2 separate regions of the Mus musculus genome follow, and region 1 is linked to region 2. Evidence: chromatin contacts called from ENCODE Hi-C or POLR2A ChIA-PET data. All regions are on one chromosome and are shown on one strand. The core of a region is the stretch at or near the end of the contact, and the rest is flanking DNA. Distances in the headings are between cores, read along the strand shown. Region 1 has its middle 33 kb from the start of 1700040P09Rik. Region 2 holds the start of Atp2a2 (ATPase, Ca++ transporting, cardiac muscle, slow twitch 2).

Evidence for each region. A loop is a pair of places that touch in the nucleus more often than their neighbours do. ChIA-PET counts read pairs that join two places held with the same protein, here RNA polymerase II (POLR2A).
Region 1: a loop to region 2 is called in a map of heart, with 4 times the contacts of the local background. The contact joins the enhancer-like site here to the promoter of Atp2a2 in region 2. A Hi-C loop is called at or near these places in 9 of 37 maps with a recorded cell type or tissue (gastrocnemius, heart and left cerebral cortex). POLR2A ChIA-PET finds 5 or more read pairs at or near these places in 4 of 5 experiments (Patski and embryonic stem cell).

The regions. Positions count from the first base shown.
Region 1 is chr5:122,544,470-122,550,151 of GRCm38, reverse strand. It overlaps a transcript of Ift81 not described here. Among named protein-coding and RNA genes, the nearest start is that of 1700040P09Rik, 33 kb to the right of the region's middle. Within about 2 kb of position 2,756, at least 1 of the 3 ENCODE cell types and tissues checked has a DNase peak (open chromatin) inside an H3K27ac peak, as active enhancers do; it is heart, where a contact is called at or near this core.
Region 2 is chr5:122,499,592-122,504,779 of GRCm38, reverse strand. Atp2a2 (ATPase, Ca++ transporting, cardiac muscle, slow twitch 2) reads left to right here and starts at 2,555. Exons shown (of 20, transcript NM_001110140.3): 1 at 2,555-3,212; 2 at 3,832-3,849; 3 at 3,967-4,049. The coding sequence starts at 3,095.

The sequences.
Region 1 (5,682 bases), core at 1,507-4,006, 45 kb before region 2:
GAGTCAAAAACCCAGATTTTAAATTGTTAGTATGTCCTTTGTAGGCTAGTTCTTTTTAACTACCCTTGAAAAAAATGTAATGAAAATTTGTGTTGTGTAAAATATACAGACATGGATCTCTTTCTCCCAAGTTTAATCTACTCTTAATATTTGTTTGAAAGCTTTTTTGTTAGTAATCAGAATCTCAGCGTCCACCTCTGCTCTCCACACATCCGTGTACACACACACAGGCGTGCACACACATGCACACACACACACACACACACACACACACACACACACACACAGAGAGGAGGCGGGAGGGGAGGAAGGAGAGGATGAGCATTCTGTGTCTGTGGCTGACTCTGGTCCTCAGTTTGGTTGCCCTCTTATCTGGGCAGTGTCAACTCCCAGCATTGTCCTTCCGCCCTTTGGTAGATGGGAAGCTCCAAGAGGAAAGGCTGTGTGTTAGTGTATGGAAAGAAACCCTTCTTAATTCAGTAATCATTTTTGGACACCAAGGTAGATTATGCTCCTGTCAGATCAGCTGTAGGCTTGGCATGTTTTTAGTAGTATAAAATGCTCCATTAGCCAGAATGTGAATTCTGTAACAAATACTTGAAAGACTAGATGGCATTTCAAAAAGGCACTTTACTCCCCAGAGGAAACCTCACAAGGTCGTTATACCTAGAAGCTAATCTGTTTTTTAGCTCCATACTCCGTCATTCTCTTCTTAAGTTCTGGAATTGAGAAGGGCAGCCCCAGGCCCACTTCAGATTCTGATTGATTCTCACATTCCACCTTCACTTGCACAGAGCAAGAGTGTGGATTACACACCAAGGCAAAGCAGAACATCCTTATCACTTCAAGAAAAGCAAATTGGAAAAACCTCTAAAAGAACAAGTTATTTATAGCTTTTACATAACATTGGACACTTAGTAACGCAGCTTAATGGGTTTCATGCAGACTTTCCTTCCACTCGCCCATGACTTGATTGGAACATTAAGAAGCTTTGACTAACCCTGACAGTTTTTGACAGCTTGTACTTAGTAAAGAAGAGCTTGCTCCATTATTTTCTTTCAAGGTTAATATGCTAACCGGCTAATTGATGAGCGCACTTAATCATTTTAGAAAATAATTGTGTCTTTCACATGATGGCCCAAATAAAAGAGAAAAATGTCGCCTGCGAATCTGCCTCTGCAGTCAGCTTTCCTTCTCTGGGGCTTGGGCTGCTAGCTGTTGTGAGGACTTTGACTGTCAGTGGCAACGCCCTCTTGCTCACTATTGGTTCAGGAAATAATCCTGTAAATATGCCCTTTAAGAAGAATCTAGAAGTCGGATGTACTTCCTGTTACAATTGGCTGAATTCAAGGTCACACTTTGCAGTGCTGGGGAGCAAGCTAGAAGACCTCAGAACACTGGAGAGTGAAGGGAAAGGACCCAGAGACTGTGAACCGGCTAGCTTTCCCTCAGGCTGCTGCTGGCTGCTGCCTTGCTTTTTAATTCAGCAGGCAGCAATTCTAAAACAAGCCATTGAGTCACACTTGTTTTTAATTGATGTTTGTCATTCTGCTGAATTCTTAGCATGCATGACATTTATACTTTTTTTTTGGAAAATTTTAAGGTCTATGCACTTTCCAAGTGTATTTCTTAAGTTTTTAATGCTAAGATGATAACAAGCATTTTTAAAAATAATTTGAGTAAAATAAGAGGCTATATATGCACTCAAACTAAAAATGTGTAAATTGGCAGGATTCTTGGATCTGAATTTGGGGGGGGGGGTGCATCATGAGTAACACAGAAAAATCTGTCTTCACAGAGGCAAAGTTTATATTAAAAAATAACTGTGTTTCTCAGAGAAACCTCATCTCACACAGGTCCTCGCCCAGCGCTGGTGAATAACAGGTTTGTTCCCACAAAGAGTTCTAGGTGCTTACATCATGCCTCTGGCTTGGCAGAAAGGGGTTTGCCTCTGGGAGCAGGTAATGGGTGCCCACTTGGATGCTTGGCCTTCCCATAACCTGCTTGCCCACAGTTGGGCCCTGTTGTGGTGTGGGAGGTGTGAAGCATGTGTAGTGCACTGTCTTCAGACAGTCTCCAGCAGCCAGGAAAGAGACAGAGCTGCACCTTTGTCACCAGTGTAATTACCTCTGTCCTCATGCTGACCGAGGCCTCCCTCCGTCTCCCCTAAACGAGGGCAGTCTAATTAGAGTTGTTTGCGGTGGCAGCTAGGCATGTGGTGACTGTTTCGTCTGGGGAGGGTAGAGATGGATCATTAAAGGTGCTCTGTGTGTTTTGATGTTTGACTCTTCTGTCTTAAGACCGTCTTCTTTAAAAAACAAAGCAAGTTCACTGGGCAAGAATATGGCTTATTCTTACCCAGTCCTTGCAAAAGAAATAATAATAATTATATAAAAAAAAAACCCAGAGTCCAAATAAGTAGTTTTTTGGGGTTTTTTTTGTTTTGTTTTGTTTTTTGAGAGGCCTGGACAAACACGTGCTTTCTGCTCCCAAGCTCCCTCTTTTGGCAAACTGGGAGTACTTTCCTGGTCACTGGTCATTGCACAATTTCCTTTCTAGAACCAGAAGCCTTGCGTCACTAAGCTAAGGTTTGCTGCTATGGAAATTCACAATTCAGAATATGCGGGGAAATGAAGAATTCCTGCTTCCCAGTGAGGTCTTAAGTTTCCACTTGAGTTCCGGGTGTGACAGTCGGTCCCTGTGAGTTGCTGTTTAGTGTAGCACTTTGGTGGGTAGCTTTGAGATCAGCAGAGAACAGCAGGCTCTGGTGCTTGAATGACTCACCTGCATCTTCCTTTGTTGGAGGGACCTCTGAGGGAGCCCTGCCAGCCACCGCAAAGCCGGTCTGCTGCTGCTCTTGCAGCAGATTGCCTTCCTGCTCTGAAGAGCAATGCAGCTCCCTCCTTAAAGAGGCTCAGGCACAGTACTGTGGTATCCAAGGATGGACTTAACTAAAGCATTCATTAAACAAAGCAACAAATTAGCAGATACTATCTCCCAGAGCTCTGCAGTCATGATAAAGAAGAAAGGGCATGAACCGTTGCTGAGTGCCAGGCATGTGCCAGGCATAGTCCCAGAAGTTTCTGTGGGGAAGCAAGGTGATGCTCACAATGAGGCAGGCCAGGTAGACTTCACACTATGACCCAGGTGATGACTGTGGCAGAGCCTGCATCCAAGATGTATGCTCTTAGTTGCTGCCTTGGTGCAGAGTCTGTTGTAAGCAGTACTTATTTGTAAACAGTTGGTGTCTGTCTCTGAACTATTGCATGCATTAAATTCTTTTTGGTAACATAAACTTAGAGGACCTTGTTAAAGAATGGATCTGGGGCCCGGAGAGATGGCTCAGTGGTTAAAAGGACTGGCTGCTCTTGCAGAGGACCTGGGTTCAATTCCCAACACCCATCTGGTGGTTCACAACCATCTGTAATTTTTTAAATACAAACAAACAAACAAACAAAACAAAACATAATAAGCGAGACTATAAGATATGCTTATTACATTTATTCAATCAAAATTATTTTTACTACTTTATAAACATCTCTTGCCATTTTTTTTTTAAGTGCCGAGACACAGCTTCTTTCTGAACTGGAGAATATTTACTTATCTATAAGTATTATCTTCTGTGTGTGACTCTTTACTAAGTTACAAAATGTAAAGTCTACACGACCTCATTTTTGCTCTAAAAACCTCATAGCCAGACAGGCGTGGTGGCTGAGCAGGTAAAGACTTGCCACCAAGCCAGGTGATCTGAGATGGCCCTTCAAACCCTTACGGAAATGAAAGTTGTATACACAATAAACAGAATTTTCCAAACACACAGACTCTACATAGAAAAGTAATGCTATATATTTTGAATGGTTTGAGGAATAATTTTAAAAAGAGTTGAGGCATGTCTAGATTTGCAAGACTGTGTTAAGATTTTATGGAAATCTGATGAAAGTTTTTTGGAAAAAAATGGAAGCTATACATTTAAGTCCTGGAGAGATGCTCTGCAGTTAAGAGCACTGGCTGCTCTTACAGAGGGCCTGGCTCGGGTTCCCACCACCCGCGTGGAGGCTTACAACTACCTCCAGCATCATAGCAACTGATATCCTTTTTCTCTTCTCCTGGAGCACCACACACACACAGTCCACATACAAACATGCAGGAACACGGACACACATACATACAAACACAAGAGCACACCCATAACTAAGTTTAAAATTCACTTAAGGATATGTATGGCATGTTCAGGAAATGATGAGAGATCTCAGTGTGTGGCCGGGTTGCCTTGCCTTGTGAGAGAACGGAGCACCAGTATGTGCTAAGCTCCTGTGTTCTGTACACCAGTCCCTCCTGACCCACAGATCTGCTTTTTGATGCTTCAATTGCATTTGGTCAGCTGTACTCCAAAACTTATCAATGAAAAACATCCTAATAATTCATAAACTTGAACTAGCTTTTATCATAGTATCTGATTTTAAGTCATATTTTATTCTTACTGTCATTAAATTAAAATTTATCATATGTGTGAATGTATAGAGAAAACGGCATACAATAAGAAGGATGGTTTGGTACTGCCTTTGGCCTCAAGGACCCACCAGGGGGCCTCTGAGCTAGACTGTAGGAAAAGGCACAGGAGACTAAAAGGTGTGTCTGCAGGATTAAACAGACCTAAAATACGTTGAGCATCAGTAAACATCCAGACCTTATAGCCAGGTGTTAAATATGCTGGTGCTGTGGAAGTTCATTCAAAACAGGCATCTAGAATATTCCTCCCTAAGCCCCTCCCACTCTGGAGAGCTCTTTCTCAGTTTCCCTAACTAAATCATAGAAACAAAACAAACAAGCACAAAACCCCCAAGTATCTGGATCCGGCACAGTGGTTTATGCGTACTGTCCTGCTTCTTGGGAGCTGAAGCAAGACAAGGGGGCCCAAAGCTCAGGAGTTCAATTCCAGCCTGGGCAATGATGAGATAAAAGTGGGTGGAGAGGTGGCAAACTGAAGACGTGAAAAGATCAAAAACCAGGGATCTAAAGAACACCAGAAAATGAAAAAAGCCAAGGGGGCTTCCTTAACGAGGTGGGGACTGACTGAGCTGGAGGTGACATGCGTGGGAGAAAAGCATGAAGTCTGGGTATCAATACAAGCAACGGGGCCCACAATAGAAATGGCTTACAGTGCTTGTTTAGCCAATAAGCAGAACTATCCCAGATTGCCTGAAAACTGCACTATTTCAAGATATCAACATGTATTACAGAGAGCAGAACTCCACTGGACTTCCAGACACTCACTTTGTGACTTAGGTTGGGTGGAGGGCACTGCTATCCTTTTGGGGTTTAAGAGCTCTAAGGAACCAATGCAGAAATCAAAAGGAAGAAAAGCCCTTTTGGCTGAGTAATCTTTGGCCCGCCCAATGAAGAGAAACACCCATGATTCCACCTCTTCTGGAAGCACGTGTAGAATCTGACTTGGAGAGGAGCAGAGACTCCATGGGGCGTATGAAACCTCCAGAAGGGAATTATCCTGTGGTACAAGCTGGAGCCTACCAGGGATGAGGGAGGGGCTGCTGGGAACCAGATGGCGAGAGCTCTGTGCTGCAGCTCCAGTGATTGATGGGCAGTTCCAGTGATTGATTGATGGGCAGCTCCTGTGATTGATGGGCAGCTCCAGTGATTGATGGGCAGCTCCAGTGATTGATG
Region 2 (5,188 bases), core at 1,306-3,805:
CAGATCTCATTACGCGTGGTTGTGAGCCACCATGTGGTTCCTGGGACTTGAACTCAGGACCTTCAGAGGAGCAGTCAGTGCTCTTAACCGCTGAGCCATCTCTCCAGCCCTTCTTTTTGGTTTAAACCTAAGCTTCACAGCCATTCTTCTCATAGGTAAGTGGTCCAGAGGCCAAAATAAATCCAGCTTATTGATGAATGGAAAAATTAGTACACTGGAGCTGAGCAGACGTTTGCTGAGGCCTTAGTGCTGGCAGAGCCCTTCCCAAGTAACTGATGGGTTGAGGAGGGTGGGGCTCTCATTGGTTTCATGCATTTAAACTGTAGGCACTCAATAAATGATGAGCAGATGTTGGGGACTGTGCTTTGTACTGAGTATGGACCAGACAGACAAGCTTCATTCTCAAGTCTGGATGCCCTTACAAGATGCTAGGAGGCAGGCACCGAGCAGCTAAACAAAATCTACAGTGTATTTTCCATAGAAAAGTGCTAGGGCAGCAGAGACCCTTGAATAATGTGATAGTAGGCATCCTGGGGAGGGGAGCTGCTTTAGATAATAAAGCATCTTTCCGGGGGGTGGGGGGGACTCGGGGATTTAGCTCAGTGGTAGAGAGCTTGCCTAGCAAGCTCAAGGCCCTGGGTTCGGTCCTCAGCTCTGGAAAAACAAAACAAAAAAAACCACCAAACATCTTTCAGGAGGGGACCGGACAAGGAGGAAGATGGCCTGAGGGAAAAACTGGGAACCCGTGTTGTAGGGTGCACCTCCAGCCCCTGAAGGAGGGGACTACAGAACAAAAGCCAAACCCAGTGAGCATCACAGACAAACTAAGAGAGGTCATGACCTTCCTACTCTCAGTGCCCCTTGCTGTAGGTACGACAGAACTGGAATCCAGCTAGGAGGGAGACCCACCAGCTCTCCATCCCTCCCACCCTCTCACCCCCCACCTCGCAGGCAGTCACCTGATCCTCCAGAAGAGGCTGTGACCTAACCAGTTTCCACCTTGCTTCTAGGGAGTGCATTGCTATACACTAGAATTTTTGTTTGTTTGTTTCGTGTAGGGTTCTGTTGGTCCTGTTCCAAGTATCAATCAGAACTGCGTGCCAGCCTCCACTCCTTGGAAATAATTAAATGAAGTGACGTACTTGATTTTTTTTTTCAGTCGGGTAAAGCACCATGATTTGCATCTGCTGAAGGAATCTATCTTAAGTCTTGAGGCGGAGCCTTGTGGGACGTCTCAAGTGATTGGGGGGGGGGGGTGGCGTTGCTAAACACTCAAGAAGATGAAATGCTTTATTTTGCAATCTATGCCCTTCATGAAGCCGCATTTTGTGAAGATATTTGCAAATTCAATGCAAAGGGCCTCCTCCCTGTTAAGTATGGCTTCCCACATTCCTCTGCTTTTTAAATTTATTTTGTATGTTTTAGACAAGGTCCAACGTGGAAGACTGCTCCTAAACTCCTTCAGTGTCTGTCCATGACCTTGAACTCTTGATCCCGTGGCTTCCACTTCTGTTCGTGGGATCACAGGCGGGCTCCGTATAGCCTCTTTATATTGGCAAAATTACCTTGCATGCTAGGCTCTGTACAGACCTCACAGAAACAACAGATGATCTGTGGTTTAAGAATAGATTTGGGATTGAAGGCTCCTTCTCTCGCATTGGGGGAAGTGGAAGTCTTATATAGCAGCCATCATTTGGAAGCCAAAGCCAAGCCACCTAGCATAGCTGCTACAGCATAACCTGTGACTTCTATGCAGACGTGTGTCAAAGGCTGTGTGAGCTACTAAAAACGAAATAAAACTTCCTCCTTCCTCCCCCAAGAGTGGGATTCCCTGTCGGGGCACAGAACCCGCAGGGGAAGGAAGGGCTGGTGTTGGCGTGCGATGGAGATGAGGCTTTCGGCTGGGGGTGTGGGATGCGGTGTTCCCGAGGCGACAGATGAGCGCTTTTGGCTGTGTGGGAAGGGAACTGCGGAATTCCTCCCCTTGGTTGCTGAGGGGGGCTCTGAAGGAGACATTAGGATGCAGAGCACGGCTCGCGCTGCCCAGGACGCGGAGGCAAGCCAAGGACACCAGTGCGAGCGCGCCTCGGCCCCCCTGCGTTCCCGAGCCTCCCTGCCAATGCGCGGTCCCAGCCAGTCCCCAACCTCAGCGGCAGGGCAACCAGCACAGAGCGCCCACCCGTGAACTCCGCGCTCTATCCCCGCGCGCGGTCGATACGGGAAAAGCCGTGGCCCCGGAAAAGTCAGGCTCACCCTCCGCCCGCGCCGGTGGCCGCAGCGCATCGAGCACAGCGTGGACGCAGAGGTGGCCCTGGCCCCGTGCGCGCGCACAGGCGCCGCGCGCGGCCTCGATCCGGGTTCCTGGGGGGCGGCGCGCGGGAGGAGGCGGGGCCTGCTGGCGGCGTGGGCGCGCGGTGCGCGCGCGCGGGAGGGCGCCGGAGGAGGGGGCGGGGCCGCGCCGCCCGCGCCGCGCTGGGGGCTCTCTCGGCCAATGAGCGGCGTCCACATGCCGCGGCGGCGGCGAGAGGGGAGGCAGCGGCGGATAAATGCTATTAGAGCAGCCTCCGCGGAGCCGTCCCCGACGCCGCCACCTCCCGTCTCCTCCGCCGCAGTTCCCTCCGCCGCCGCTGTCGGGGGTGCAGAGCTGAGGGGCTCGGGCCGGCGCGCCGCGCAGCTCCTCTCCCGTCGCCTGCCTCGCGGTTCCCGGCGCCGAGGGCTCGGCCCGGCGCCGCTCCTCATCTGCGCCCCGTCTCCTCGGCGCAGCGCCCGGGGCCTGCGCTGCCCGCGGCCGGCTGGCAGCTGCTGAAGCGACCCACACTCGCGGCGGGGCGGGAGGCTCGCAGTCCCTCGGGCGGGCTCGGCGAGGCCGGGCCGCGTGCGGCGGTTTCTGGGGGAGGGGGCTCGGGTGATTCAGCGCCCCGGTCAGGCGGAAGCGGCCGCCGCCGCCGCGGAGGAGGAGGAGGAGAAGAAAAAGGAGGGGACAGCTGTCCGCGCCCGGGCGCCCGCGGTGGCACGAGCCCGCGGCCGGAGTGCGAGGCGGTAGGCGAGGAGGCCGCGGGGACGCGAGGCGAGGCCGGCCGGGGCCCCCGCAGCCATGGAGAACGCTCACACAAAGACCGTGGAGGAGGTGCTGGGCCACTTCGGGGTCAACGAGAGCACGGGGCTGAGCTTGGAGCAGGTCAAGAAGCTCAAGGAGAGATGGGGCTCCAACGGTAGGTGCGGGGCGCCGGGGCTGCAGCGGCGCGGCGCGGGCCCGAGCGCCAAGGAAGATGGCTGACCCGGCTCCACCTCGTGGGGCTTGGCTCGGCGCGGCGCCCGACGGCTGCGAGAGGCCGGGCGGTCCACGCGCGGGTCTGGGCCATCGCCGACCTCTAGGGGTCTCGAGCCGGTGACCTTCCCGGCCGGCGCTCAGCGAGTCGGATTGGGGGGGGGGGAGAGGGAGTGGGAAGGAGGGAGGAGGTTCCTGCGGCTGGGCTGAGTCCCCCGCGGATTTATGAGGCGTCGATGTTGTTGAGAAACCCTCGGACCGTTTCTTGTGCTCCCCAAAGTTGCACATCTGGCAGAAGTGATGACCCAGCTGAAATGACTGCATGGTCCTGGAGGCCGGAGAGGGCTTACGGGCAGTTCCGAGGCCACTGATTACCAGGGCTGAATAATTTTCTCGGGGTATCAAAGTGGAGACAGATTGTTGTACGTTCATACACCTATATCCGCCATTCAGACAACGATGGTGGTGAATTTAGCAGTTTTTAATAAAAGCGCTAATACAATATCTTCATTTTTCTTTCTGCTTTCCTCCTGACACGTTGCTGTCGAATTTCGGCCTTCTAGAATTGCCGGCTGAAGAAGGTAAATAATATTAACATGTTATTTTGGAGAGATGATGTGTGCAGGCTGATTGATGTGGACAATTGAAACAAATGGTTTGTTTTTTTTTTTTTTTTTTTTCCTTTCCTTTTCTAACAGGAAAAACCTTGCTGGAACTTGTGATTGAGCAGTTTGAAGACTTACTAGTTAGAATTTTACTGCTGGCAGCATGTATATCTTTCGTAAGTATTTAAAAAATTATTTTGTCTCCCCATAAAAGTTGAAAGAATTTCGTTGGGACACCAGAAAATAAATAATTACCATTGAGTTTCCGTGTTTAAAAACAAACAAACAAAATAACTCAAGAATTAGAGGGGGGAAAATGATAGAAGCTGTTTTGCTTAGGTTACAGTGCAGTGAGAGGTGACCCCTGACTGCGCAGGGTCTCTGGAATTCTTGTGTCTCACCAGTTTTTAGTATCAGAAAGTTCCTCACTCTAAGTCCTTTTCTGTTGGGGTTCTTCCATTTGTTATCATGTTGTAAGATCACACTACGATGATGTTGGGCACTCTGTAAATAGATCGTACAAAAGGAATATTCCAGTTGCTTTGCCTTCCTGGTGGTGGCAAGGTGACAGTTGTTCCTGACAGTGACAAGAATGATGACGGCAGTGATGGCACCACTGTTGACCAAATTTGGTCACTGACCTCTAGGGTGGCATCTAACCTGGACCCCTGTCTTGAGTGATTCCTAGAGTAAGAGAGCAAAGTTCAGTATTCTTGGTTCTAAATATTAAAGAGGGAATAAAGGTGAAGGTGGGGTTTTTGTTTGTTTTTTTTTCTTTCTTTCTTTCTTGTTCTGTATGTGCTTGAGCCAGTGTGGTTGCTAAGAAACTAGAGAAATGCAGAGAGAGACCTGCCTAAGAAAAGCTAATGGGGACGGCAAGGGTAGTTCTAGGTTATTAACATTTTACTCCAGGATTTTTTTTTCCTGGGCAGTGGACCTTATAGTTTCTTTTAAATGGTGATAATGGTATGCAGATGTTCTTAATCTTCATAACACACGCCAATTTTTATTCTTAGAACATTGTATTCTTATACTGTGATAGGAAGTGAAAAATCATACAGTACTTGTCTTAGGTTTCACAAAACTGATAACTGTATGGTTTCAATTATGTATTCACACGTTTAAGTCTGACCCAGGGGTTCTGTGGTCATGGCCTCTATGAAAACATTAGCTTAGAGGATTGTTTAGAGAACTTACTGAATTCAGGTAAAGGAAAGATTAATTTTTTAGCTATTTTTAAAATAATAGTTAATTGGCAGCAAAGGGGACTTTTAGGAGCAGTTGTATACATGAATTTTCTCCTGAAACTTTGGTT